Linked DNA regions of Homo sapiens: region 1 is linked to region 2. A link is a contact called in ENCODE Hi-C or POLR2A ChIA-PET data. All regions are on one chromosome and are shown on one strand. The core of a region is the stretch at or near the end of the contact, and the rest is flanking DNA. Distances in the headings are between cores, read along the strand shown.

Region 1 (5,369 bases), core at 2,657-5,156, 180 kb after region 2:
TGTGACTGGAAGACTAACAGGGTCATATTGTTAACTTACTTAAAGCATTAGTAGTTGGTGATCATCTCCCTGTCAAAGGTGTATGTTTTTAATGAACATCTACAAATTTAGATATAATTGATTTATTATTATGCTTATCACTGAAATGCATGATAAGATGAAATGCAGATTAAGTCCTCCATTTGTTTGACAGAGCAGGAGAAGAAAAGATGATATGAGAAATGGTAGGGGGTGGAGGGACGGAAGGAAGGAGCAAAAGACTAAAATAATAGGCTACTGTGCCTTATGACTATAGGTTTGTCTCAGTCTTGGGGGCCAATTAGGATGTTGATCCATGGACTTCTGGCTTTTTGCCCACCGCAGTTTTAACTTGACCCACAAATGCAAACAAACATCCTAATCACTTGACCTCTTTGATCAAGTATGTGCCTTGCCATTTCCTTCCAAGAAAGCTGTGATGTTCTATCCCTTATTTCTCTGCATTCAGACTTGCCGTAAATTCTCTCCCACACATCCTTTTGATGAAGAATTGCTGGACCTGAGCCAGTTTATTCAGATCTTGTGCTGCAGCTTGGCACATAGTCTGTAATAAGACATATCCCCAATCCTATGTGACATAAAAGTGATCTACTCAGTTCTAGAATCCTCTGTTTCAAATACAGGTGGTTAGACAAAAGATTTAATTGGAAAGTCACTCAGTGTTTAAGTAAGAGGAGGAGAACTCCTTTCTCTAGATCTCTACACAGAATTGCTGTTCAAATCGAATGATCAAATATCTATCCTCAAAGAACCTAACATCTCTATGCGGGCTGTGTTAGGTGCCCCCTTCTCAGTGGTCTCATAATACCCTGTACACATGCCTCTGTTATATTTTCTGATTACCTGCCAATTTGCCTTTTTCTTTTTCTTTTTTTTTTTTTTTTTTTTTTTTTGAGGTGGAATCTTGCTCTGTTGCCCATGCTGGAGTACAGTGGTGCGATCTCAGCTCACTACAACCTCCACCTCCTGGGTTTAAGTGATTATCCTGCCTCAGCCTCCTGAATAGCTGGGACTACAGGGGCCTGCCACCACGCCCAGCTAATTTTTGTAATTTTGGTAGAGACGAGGTTTCTCCATGTTGGCCGGCTGGTCTTGAATTCCTGACCTCAGGTGATCCACCCGCCTCAGCCTCCCAAAGTGCTGGGATTACAGGCGTGAGCCATCACACCCGGCGTAATATGCCTTTTTCTTTGCCCCCATCCTCTGCACTAATCTTAAACTGTGAACTCTGAGAGGAAGACTGAGTGTCTACCATTCCACCTGGCACATTGTAGGTGCTGGAATAAATGTTTGAGTGAATATATGAATGTTAAAAAGAGAAATAAGATTACCAAGTAATTTTCAATCCTGGTAGAACCTTTAAAACCTCTTCTTCAGTTGGCTCTGTCACCAACAATATTTTAGCACTAAAATGCAGATTTTAGTAATAAGTGACATTCAAATTCACGTAGTACAGTTTAGTCAGTAAACTTTGTTTCTCAAACTAGATCACTGCTTGAGTTCTAAAACTGAACTAGAATTTGAATGGTCTATTTTTATGGACCTTCTTAGTGATATCCCCACCACCACCCAGCAGTCCTCTTAGCTGCCTTGTTAGTCTTAAGCACGCCTTATTCACTTTGCATAAGTACACTGAGTCTCTGTGATGTGCACGCAGGCACTATAACAGGAGCATGTGGCCGGGCGCGGTGGCTCATGCCTGTAATCCTAGCGCTTTGGGAGGCCGAGGCGGGTGGATCACGAGGTCAGCAGTTCAAGACCAGCCTGGCCAACATGGAGAAACTCCGTCTCTCCTAAAAATACAAAATTAGCCAGGCGTGGTGTCACATGCCTGTAATCCCAGCTACTCGGGAGGCTGAGGCAGGCGAATCACTTGAACCCAGTAGGCAAAAGTTGCAGTGAGCCAAGATCATGCCATTGCACTCCAGCCTGGGCAACGAGAGTGAAACTCTGTTCCCACCGTCCCCCCGCCCCCCCCAAAAAAGGAGCATGTGATTTAAGAGGAGAGCAAGGCATATAAATAAAGGATTATAATATAATAAGAGCTACCATCGAAGGTTGTGCGGTGTGAAATGTAAATCTAAGGTAAGGCTGTTAGAGAAAGTTTCTCTGAGAAAGTAACATTTGAGCCTAGTCTTAAAGAATGAGGGGTCCAGATTTGAGGAAAGGAGATAAACGTTACAAGGAAGGGAAACAACATATGGGAAAAACCCAGAAGCACGCAGATGCAGAAATGGGAAGCATGCGTGAGGGGGAGTGTTGGAAGATGAGGCTAAAGGGAGAAGGCAGACCTGAGTGGATGCCTACAAAGGCGTTTGGAATTTAATGTGTAGCCCAAACGGGGAAGTCATTAGAATATTTTAGACAGAGGAAGGACATGTGCTCTTTCTGTTCTCTGTCCATGTCTTCCCTTTAGAGATTTTCCCTTCAGAGACCTTGTTTTTCCCTATCGTCACTACTACTTTCTCTGCTAATGTTTTATACCTACTTCCCTGCCAAGCTAATTTATTTGATTAGAGTAAAATGGTCTTAGGTTGCAGTTTAGAACATCCTAAAAATCAGGAAGTTTGTGTCCCCTACCCCCTGATCACAGTACATTGTGACCCTGATTGCATTTTGTTGCTTGAGAAATTGACTGACTATGGTCATCTCATTCCATTCTTATTGTTACAAGGAAAAAAGAATGACACCTTCGTTTATAAAAAGAATTCCATATGTTCTACTAGATTGCCAAAATGAGGGTGGACATGAAAACAACTGAATTTGTACACTTCAGACTTTATTAATATTTTTTGTTTAACCCTTTTTAGGATTTTCATTTTCTGGGCCTAGATTATAAATGGGCACACTAGACTTGAAGTCAGGAGAGCTTCTTTTCTATGGAGCTACTAAAATGCTCCTGGCAATTGTTCTTTTCATTTTTGACCCATTGCAGTGCATCCACAATTGTATGGTTGTTTGTGCAACATCGTCTTAGCCAGTCTCATAATAAACCATTCTTTGGAATTTTACAAAGATGTCATTCTTGGCACCTAAACAGAGAATCATTTGTGCCTAACCAATCATTTTCCATTTATGAATCCTGTTCAATTAGAAAGTAGTTTATGAACAGTGTCCTGTTTTTTAAATGTAATTTGAAATAGCAGGTGGCAGACTTGCATTTTATATTACCTAGATATCTCAAGCCTTTATGCTTACTCATTCACACGGGTCTGCTAGTGAAGCCAACTGTATAAGGTGTGGGAGGTAGGCAAGCCTCGGGGGAACCCAGGGCTCATTTGGTTCATTGCTGCCATCTGCTGGGGCTTGGCTGCTGGCATGGGAAGGCTGCCCACGAGAGAGCTGAGCCATCCTGAAGGAACCTCTGTATACTTCCAGTACTAATCAGCTATTATGTTTCTAGGTGACAACCTACCCCTAACTAAAAGGACTTTATGAACTCTAGAGCATTATATCAGTCAGTGTAAAGTGGCATTAGATTATGTTGGTAACACGTACTCTACAGCAAACATGAGGCTCAGAGAACGAAGCAACACACTAAGGACTCAAAGATCCTAGAGTATCAGAACTGGAAGAACCTTAAGCCAGATGTGGTGGAACTTTAGTATATAGTTACATGAGTCGCCTAGGCACTTGTTAAAATGCAGATTCCTGGGCCTAGCCCAAGAGACTTTGATTCAGTAGGCCCAAGCTGTGTCTCATTTAACAAGCTCCCCACAGGGTTCTGATGCAGGTGGTCTAGCACCATGCTAGAGAAAAGCACTACCTTAAATATACAGACAAGAGCTTCTCAGCCATTTTTCTTATTAATGCCTCACTTCAATCAATAAGAAAAATTACATCTTCCATCAATGGGATGAGTCATCATCATACCGTAACTAGTTCTTTGAAGCACACGCACACAAATTATTGTTGGATTGCTTTGTTCTGCAACAACAACAAAAGAGTCGCTTTTAAATAATTATCTTGGCTGGGTGCAGTGGCTCAGGCCTGTAATCCCAGCACTTTGGGAGGCCGAAGTGGGTGGATCACCTGAGGACAGGAGTTCGAGACCAGCCTGGCCAACATGGTGAAACCCCATCTCTACTAAAAATACAAAAAATTTAGCTGGGCGTGGTGGCATGCGCCTGTAATCCCAGCTACTTGGGAGGAGGCAGGAGAATCGCTTGAACCTGGGAGGCGGAGGTTGCAGAGAGCCGAGATCATGCCACTGCACTCCAGCTTGGGCAACAAGAGCAAAACTCCATCTCAAAATAATAATGATAATAATAATTAATATTATTATCTTTCCTTTCTTCTCCAAGAAGGAAATTCTGTAATTTATATTGGTCAGCTTATTGTGGAATGCTTTTTGGCCTTCAGCATTGGCAAGCAAAGGTCTAGTTTCATATTACACTTAACATAGCCATCATTTCCATGACCATAGTAATCATTTAGTAAATGTTTATTGAATTTTTAGGGACCTAAAACACCATAATATGACTCTTTTCTTTGGAGAAGCCAAACACAAGGCTGCATCCCTGATAGTTTTAGGGGATGTCTTCTTATCACTTTATTTATTTATTTGTTTTTTGAGACAGAGTTTCACTGTTGTTGCCCAGGCTAGAGTGCAATGGCACAGTCTCAGCTCACTGCAACCTCTGCCTCCTGGGTTCAAGTGATTCTCCTGCCTCAGTCTCTCTAGTAGCTGGGATTACAGGTTCCCACCACCATGCCTGGCTAATTTTTGTATTTTTAGTAGAGACGGGGTTTCACCATGTTGGCCAGGCTGGTCTCGAACTCCTGACCTTAGGTGATCTGCCCACTTCAGCCTCCCAAAGTGTTGGGATTACAGGCGTGAGCCACCAAGCCCGGCCTTATTATCACTTCTTACTCCCTTATCTGTGTTGGCAAGCTTGGCTAAAGTACAAATAGTAGTAAATACAAATAACAACTCTCCTTCTCACATAGGAAAAAATAAGTGGGTGGCCTAAAAACAAATTTGAGAACTCACCTTAGAACTGAGAATTCTGAATACCTGTCATATGCCTGCTTGATAGAATATTCTCAAAAATGTTGCTCATTTTTTTTATATGCTACTGCTCCTGAAACTACTGGTTTCAATCTGTGAACTGAGTCCCATGAGGCCACTGAACTCAAGGGCAGATTACCCTTGGTGTACCGTGTCACACTGAGTGAGGACCAGTAATTTTTTCGTGTATTTCATGTAGTGTTTTTTGTGTTTTTTTTGTTTGTTTGTTTTAGCTTTTAAGTTGTTGGCATTCAGGACTTTCAACTCCTTTAATGCACATGATCATATATTTAGTGCAGTTACCATGTCGCACATGTAG
Region 2 (5,074 bases), core at 2,135-4,634:
AAAGTTGATTGAGGCCAGGCACGGTGGCTCATGCCTGTAATCCTAGCACTTTGGGAGGCTGAGGTGGGCAGATCACCTGAGGCCAGGAGTTCGAGACCAGCCTGGCCAATATAGTGAGACCCCGTCTCTACTAAAAATGCAAAAATTAGCCAGGCGCAGGGGCATGCACCTGTAGTCCTAGCTACTCGGGAGGTTGAGGCAGGAGAATCACTTGAACCTGGTAGGTGGAGGTTGCAGTGGGCTGAAATTGTGCCACTGCACTCCAGCCTGGGTGACATAGCAAGATTCCGTTTCAAAAAAAAAATTGTTGATTGGTTACTCTGTGTGTACAAGTTTATTCAAAGCTTCATTTTGTTGGACTGTCTGGGGATCTTCTTCTTAGAAAGGAATATTCACTGCTACTTATACTTTGTCTAATCCTGAATTTATTAATATGTAAACAATTGGTGTTCCTTTATTTACAAACGACACTAATTAATCAAAGTCATAATTTTACAAATGAGTTGTCTCCAAGCATACATTAATTGCAAATGGTCAATTAAATTTTTTTGCAAGTCTAATATCTTAGATTTCTTTAAATGTTCTTTAAATGTAGTAATTACTTTGAAAGTAAGCAAAATATTTATATATTTCAATGATTATAAAACTGATCAGAGGCCAGGCATGGTGACTCATGCCTGTAATCCCAGAACTCTGGGAGGCCAAGGCGGATGGATCACCTGAGGTCAGGAGTTTGAGACCAGCCTGGCCAACATGGTGAAACCCCGTCTATACCAAAAATACAAAACTAACCAGGCATGATGGCAGGCGCCTGTAATCCTAGCTAGTTGGGAGGCTGAGGCAGGAGAATCGCTTGAAACCAGGAGGCAGAGGTTGTAATGAGCCAAGATTGCTCTGTTGCCCAGGCTGGAGTACAGTGGCACCATCTCAGCTCACTGTAACCTCCACCTCCCAGGTTCAAGCAATTCTCCTGTCTCAGCCTCCCGAGTAGCTGGGATTACAGGTGCACACCACCACACCCAGCTAATTTTTGTATTTTTAGTAGAGACAGGGTTTCACCATATTGGTCAGGCTGGTCTCGAACTCCTGACCTCAGGTGATCCACCCCCCCTTGGCCTCCCAAAGTGCTGGGATTACAGGGGTGAGACACTATGCACAGCCTGATTTAATTATTTTTAAAATTATATCTATGTTTATTTATCTATGTTTTTATTTTATTTAATTATTTTATTTTTGTCACCTCGGCTGGAGTGCAATGGCTTGATCACAGCTCACTGCAGCCTCAACTTCCCAGGCTCAGGTGATTCTCCCATCTCAGCCTCCAGAGTAGCTGGACTACAGGCTCGTGCCACCATGCCCAGCTAATTTTCTATATTTTTTGTAGAGATGGGGTTTTTCCATGTTGCCTAGGCTGGTCTTGAATGCCTGGGCTCAAGTGATCTGCCCACCTTGGCCTCCCAAAGTGCTGGGATTACAGGTGTGAGCCACTGTGCCTGGCCTTCATCTACATTTATTTATCCTTCTCCATATCTACAGTGTAATTTTAGTTTTTATTTCTTCCTAAGGATACAGTTTTAATTATTTAACCCAGAGAAGGAGTGTTTATTATTAGACAGGCCAAGGTTGTGGATTCAGGTTGACCATTGACATCTCAGGACTGAGGACAGAGTGCCTGAGGGGCCCTTGCAGGGTGATTCTCTAATCTATCACCCAATCAGTTAGGTCCCTTATTATAGGCTGTTACATCAGGAAATTTACAATGATTGGCCCAGACCAAACAGAAAGGGTGTAATTTCTTCAACTCTAGTCTTTTTTCTTCAGAGTATTTGTCCTGAACGCCTTCTCTTCAGCATATCCTAAACAGCCTATTTTGCAACTGGGGCCTGATTTGGTTTGCTAAAATCTTAGTCAAGTTGTTTCACTAAAATGACAACTTTTCTTTTTCATCAACTCTTAAGACTTATAAAAATGACAGTGATAACCAGTATTAGGAAGTCTGTTCCCTGGGGATGTCCCCTTTTTTCGGGAAGGGGACCTTGGGGCTCCTGCCTGGATGTTATACGTGGCTGCTGGCATGCGAGGAGCTGGGCAATCTCTCTAGCGTGCCACTGCTCCACATGCAGACTCCTCCCTTTCAGTCTGGATCTTTACTCCTGCCCTCTGAAGAGCCCTGTAGCCTCTGATTCAGAGCCTCTCCCCTTTTGATTTTTCTGGAAAATAGTTTCTACCTCCATAAAGCAAGGGAAGAGACAAAGTTAAGCTGGCAGGGCAGGTGTTGGAGATAATCTGCACAGGTGTGCACTGGCTTGGCAACAGGTTTTTAACAAATTGCAAGTCCAAGATTAGGGTGCCAGGATGGTTGGGGTCCTGGTGAAGGCTCTCTTCCTGGTGTGCGGACAGCTGCCTCCTCACTGTGACTTCACATGGTGGAGACAGAGCGCTCTCGTCTCTTGCTCTTCTATAAGGACACTAATCCCATCATGGAGGTTCCACCGTCACGACCTCATCTAAAGCTAATTACCTCCCAAAGACCCCATCTTCAAATACCATTACACTGGGGATTAGGGCTTCAACATACGAATGGGGGTAGGGTTGCAGGGAGAAAAAAAGGTTTGTTCTATTCAAGACAATCCTGAAGGGCCATTCTAACATCAGAGCTCACCAGTAGGGCTAGCTGAGTCTGTTGTTGGGCCTGCATTTATTCACCTTTCGATTTCTCCCTCTACTTATCCTGCTTCCTTCTTTTTCCTTCCAGGATCACTGATCCTAGGACTCCTTAATATACATGTTGGAGGGTAACTTCCTGAAAGTCTGTGCCCTAGGGGAACCACACTTAGGACAGTAACTGACAGCTGTTTGTAATTTATGAGTAGCTTTTGACATGTTCTCACTATCATCTTTAATCCTCACAAACAACACTGTCAGGCATTAACTATTTTTCTGCTTTTAGGATAAGAAAACTGAGTGTCAAGAGGATATTTGCCCAGGGCCATATAGCTTATTAGAAAAAAAGCTGGGGCCCTGTGCGGTGGCTCGCGCCTGTAATCTCAGCTCTTTGGTAGGCTGAGGTGGGTGGATCACTTGAGGCCAGGAGTTCAAGACCAGTCCAGCCAACATGGTGAAATCCCATCTCTACCAAAAATACAAAAATCAGCTGCGTGTGGTGGTGCATGCCTATAATCCCAGCTACTCAGGAGGCTGAGGCAAGAGAATTGCTTGAACCCAGGAGGCGGAGGTTGCGGTGAGCTGAGAATGCCCCACTGCATTCCAGCCTGGGCAACAGAGTGAGACTCTGTCTCAAAAAAAAAAAAGAAAGAAAAGAAAAGAAAAACAAAAAAAAGCTGGGATTTAATCCTGATCTCCTGACTCTGACAAAAGAAAACAAAGAAACAAATACAGGCCTGTGCCACGAGCTGGGTCACAGAATTTGATACCCAGACGCTGACTACTTACGCCTCTTTTCTATAACAAAGCTGCATTGTCATTTCTGAAAGCATACGCATTTAGATGCCAACATGTTCACCAGTTACACTCCAAAGCCAGAAACACTCAAAACATTAAAAAGACCAGCAAAATCTTAAAGTGTTCACTGTCTTAATGAGTTTTCAGATTTTCTCTCTGGGTAAATAACAGGCAAAATCTGCTGTAATTCTCTCCAAGCAATGGGGCACCTAGGACACAGAGATACCAATAGTCTCCTTAGCAACCATCCAAAATCAAGTTGCCTGAAGATGAAATCCTGATCTATTCATGCAACAGATCACATGGGGTCAGGTACTGTTTATCTCTCTAGCAGAAACCACCAGTCACTGGGATTTTAATTGTATCCTTATGATTTCTTTAAAAAAAAAAAGAAGAAGAAGAAGTAAACACAGCAGAAATGAGACCAGTTACTAATGAGCATGCAGTGAACATAAAACCTTCAGCTGGCTTCTTTAAAGCACATACTTTTGTAAAGTGTGCTTCAGAAGCCATTGCTTACATACACACACACACACACACACACACACACACACACACACGCTTTTTAGGGCTTCAGACGCTGCCTGTTATTCATTATAATTCAAAACTCACAAACCGAGCTCATTAGGTGAATGTTTGGTTCAGGAGGATTTTGCAGTCACATAGCCATTTGACTGTGATGTGTTTGCCTCACCCTGCATTGCTTTTTAATGAGCTTGCCTCCTGAAAAACCATAATACTGAGCAGTCCTGGGGTCAAACTGGAACTAAAGGATATAAATCAATGGCTTTTCTTTTTTTCTTTTTCATTAAAACAGGCTTGCTGAAGAAGCAGGTGGTAGGTGGTGACCGGTCATATAACTAACTGCTGAGTCCTTGACAGTTGCGGGTCTAAATTATATTTTCTGTCGCCTTTCAGAACACTATTTTATTTATTAATTTAACAAATATTTATTGATATGTTTTTGATATTAATATGTGTTGGGCACTCATTAAGACTTAAAAGTACAGATAAACAGTGGTATAATTAATTAACAAAATTTCTTTACCAACAAATAATCTGAACCATGTTGTTTCAACCCGTTTCTGCAAATATAGAAGACTAGAGATGCTACTGGCAGAATAGCGCCCTGTTTCTCCTATGCATAAAGAAGAGTCACACTATTTTCAAGGGCCAGTAAAGGAGCAATTTTGTAAAATCTAGTGTCTTGTCTTACAAATCAATTTTTCCTTAAGCTTTTGAAAAGAGTCACTTTGAAAATCTAACCTCTGAAGGGAAAAGAGTGCCATTTTAAAATGACAGCTGTGGCTTTTCCTTTACAGCTCTAAATGAGCTGTAAAGAGCTGTTGCTGCTAAATGAAGGCACTAGACCAAAGGCCCAAGGTACCTGGTGCCACTGAATAGTAATGGAGTTTAGTCCTGATGGTATTGCAGTTCTTTCTTTTTGCTTTCCTTTTTTTTTTTTTTTTTTTTTGAGACGGAGTCTAGCTCTGTCACTCAGGCTGGAGTGCAGTGGTGCAATCTCAGCTCCCTGCAACCTCTGCCTCCTGGATTCATGTGATTCTTCTGCCTCAGCCTCCTGAGTAGCTGGGACTACAGGCGTGCGCCACCA

Evidence for each region. A loop is a pair of places that touch in the nucleus more often than their neighbours do. ChIA-PET counts read pairs that join two places held with the same protein, here RNA polymerase II (POLR2A). Pooled maps may share reads with other maps.
Region 1: a loop to region 2 is called in a pooled map, with 2.8 times the contacts of the local background. The contact joins two enhancer-like sites. A Hi-C loop is called at or near these places in 3 of 168 maps with a recorded cell type or tissue (endothelial cell of umbilical vein, heart left ventricle and thyroid gland) and 7 of 50 pooled maps. POLR2A ChIA-PET finds 5 or more read pairs at or near these places in 6 of 52 experiments (IMR-90, PC-3, PC-9 and 3 more).

What each region holds. Positions count from the first base shown.
Region 1 is chr13:45,277,910-45,283,278 of GRCh38, forward strand. All of the region lies in intron 7 of GTF2F2 (general transcription factor IIF subunit 2), which reads left to right. Among named protein-coding and RNA genes, the nearest start is that of SNORA31B, 56 kb to the right of the region's middle. Within about 2 kb of position 3,907, at least 3 of the 41 ENCODE cell types and tissues checked have a DNase peak (open chromatin) inside an H3K27ac peak, as active enhancers do.
Region 2 is chr13:45,098,952-45,104,025 of GRCh38, forward strand. No RefSeq gene overlaps it. Among named protein-coding and RNA genes, the nearest start is that of GTF2F2, 19 kb to the right of the region's middle. Within about 2 kb of position 3,385, at least 2 of the 41 ENCODE cell types and tissues checked have a DNase peak (open chromatin) inside an H3K27ac peak, as active enhancers do.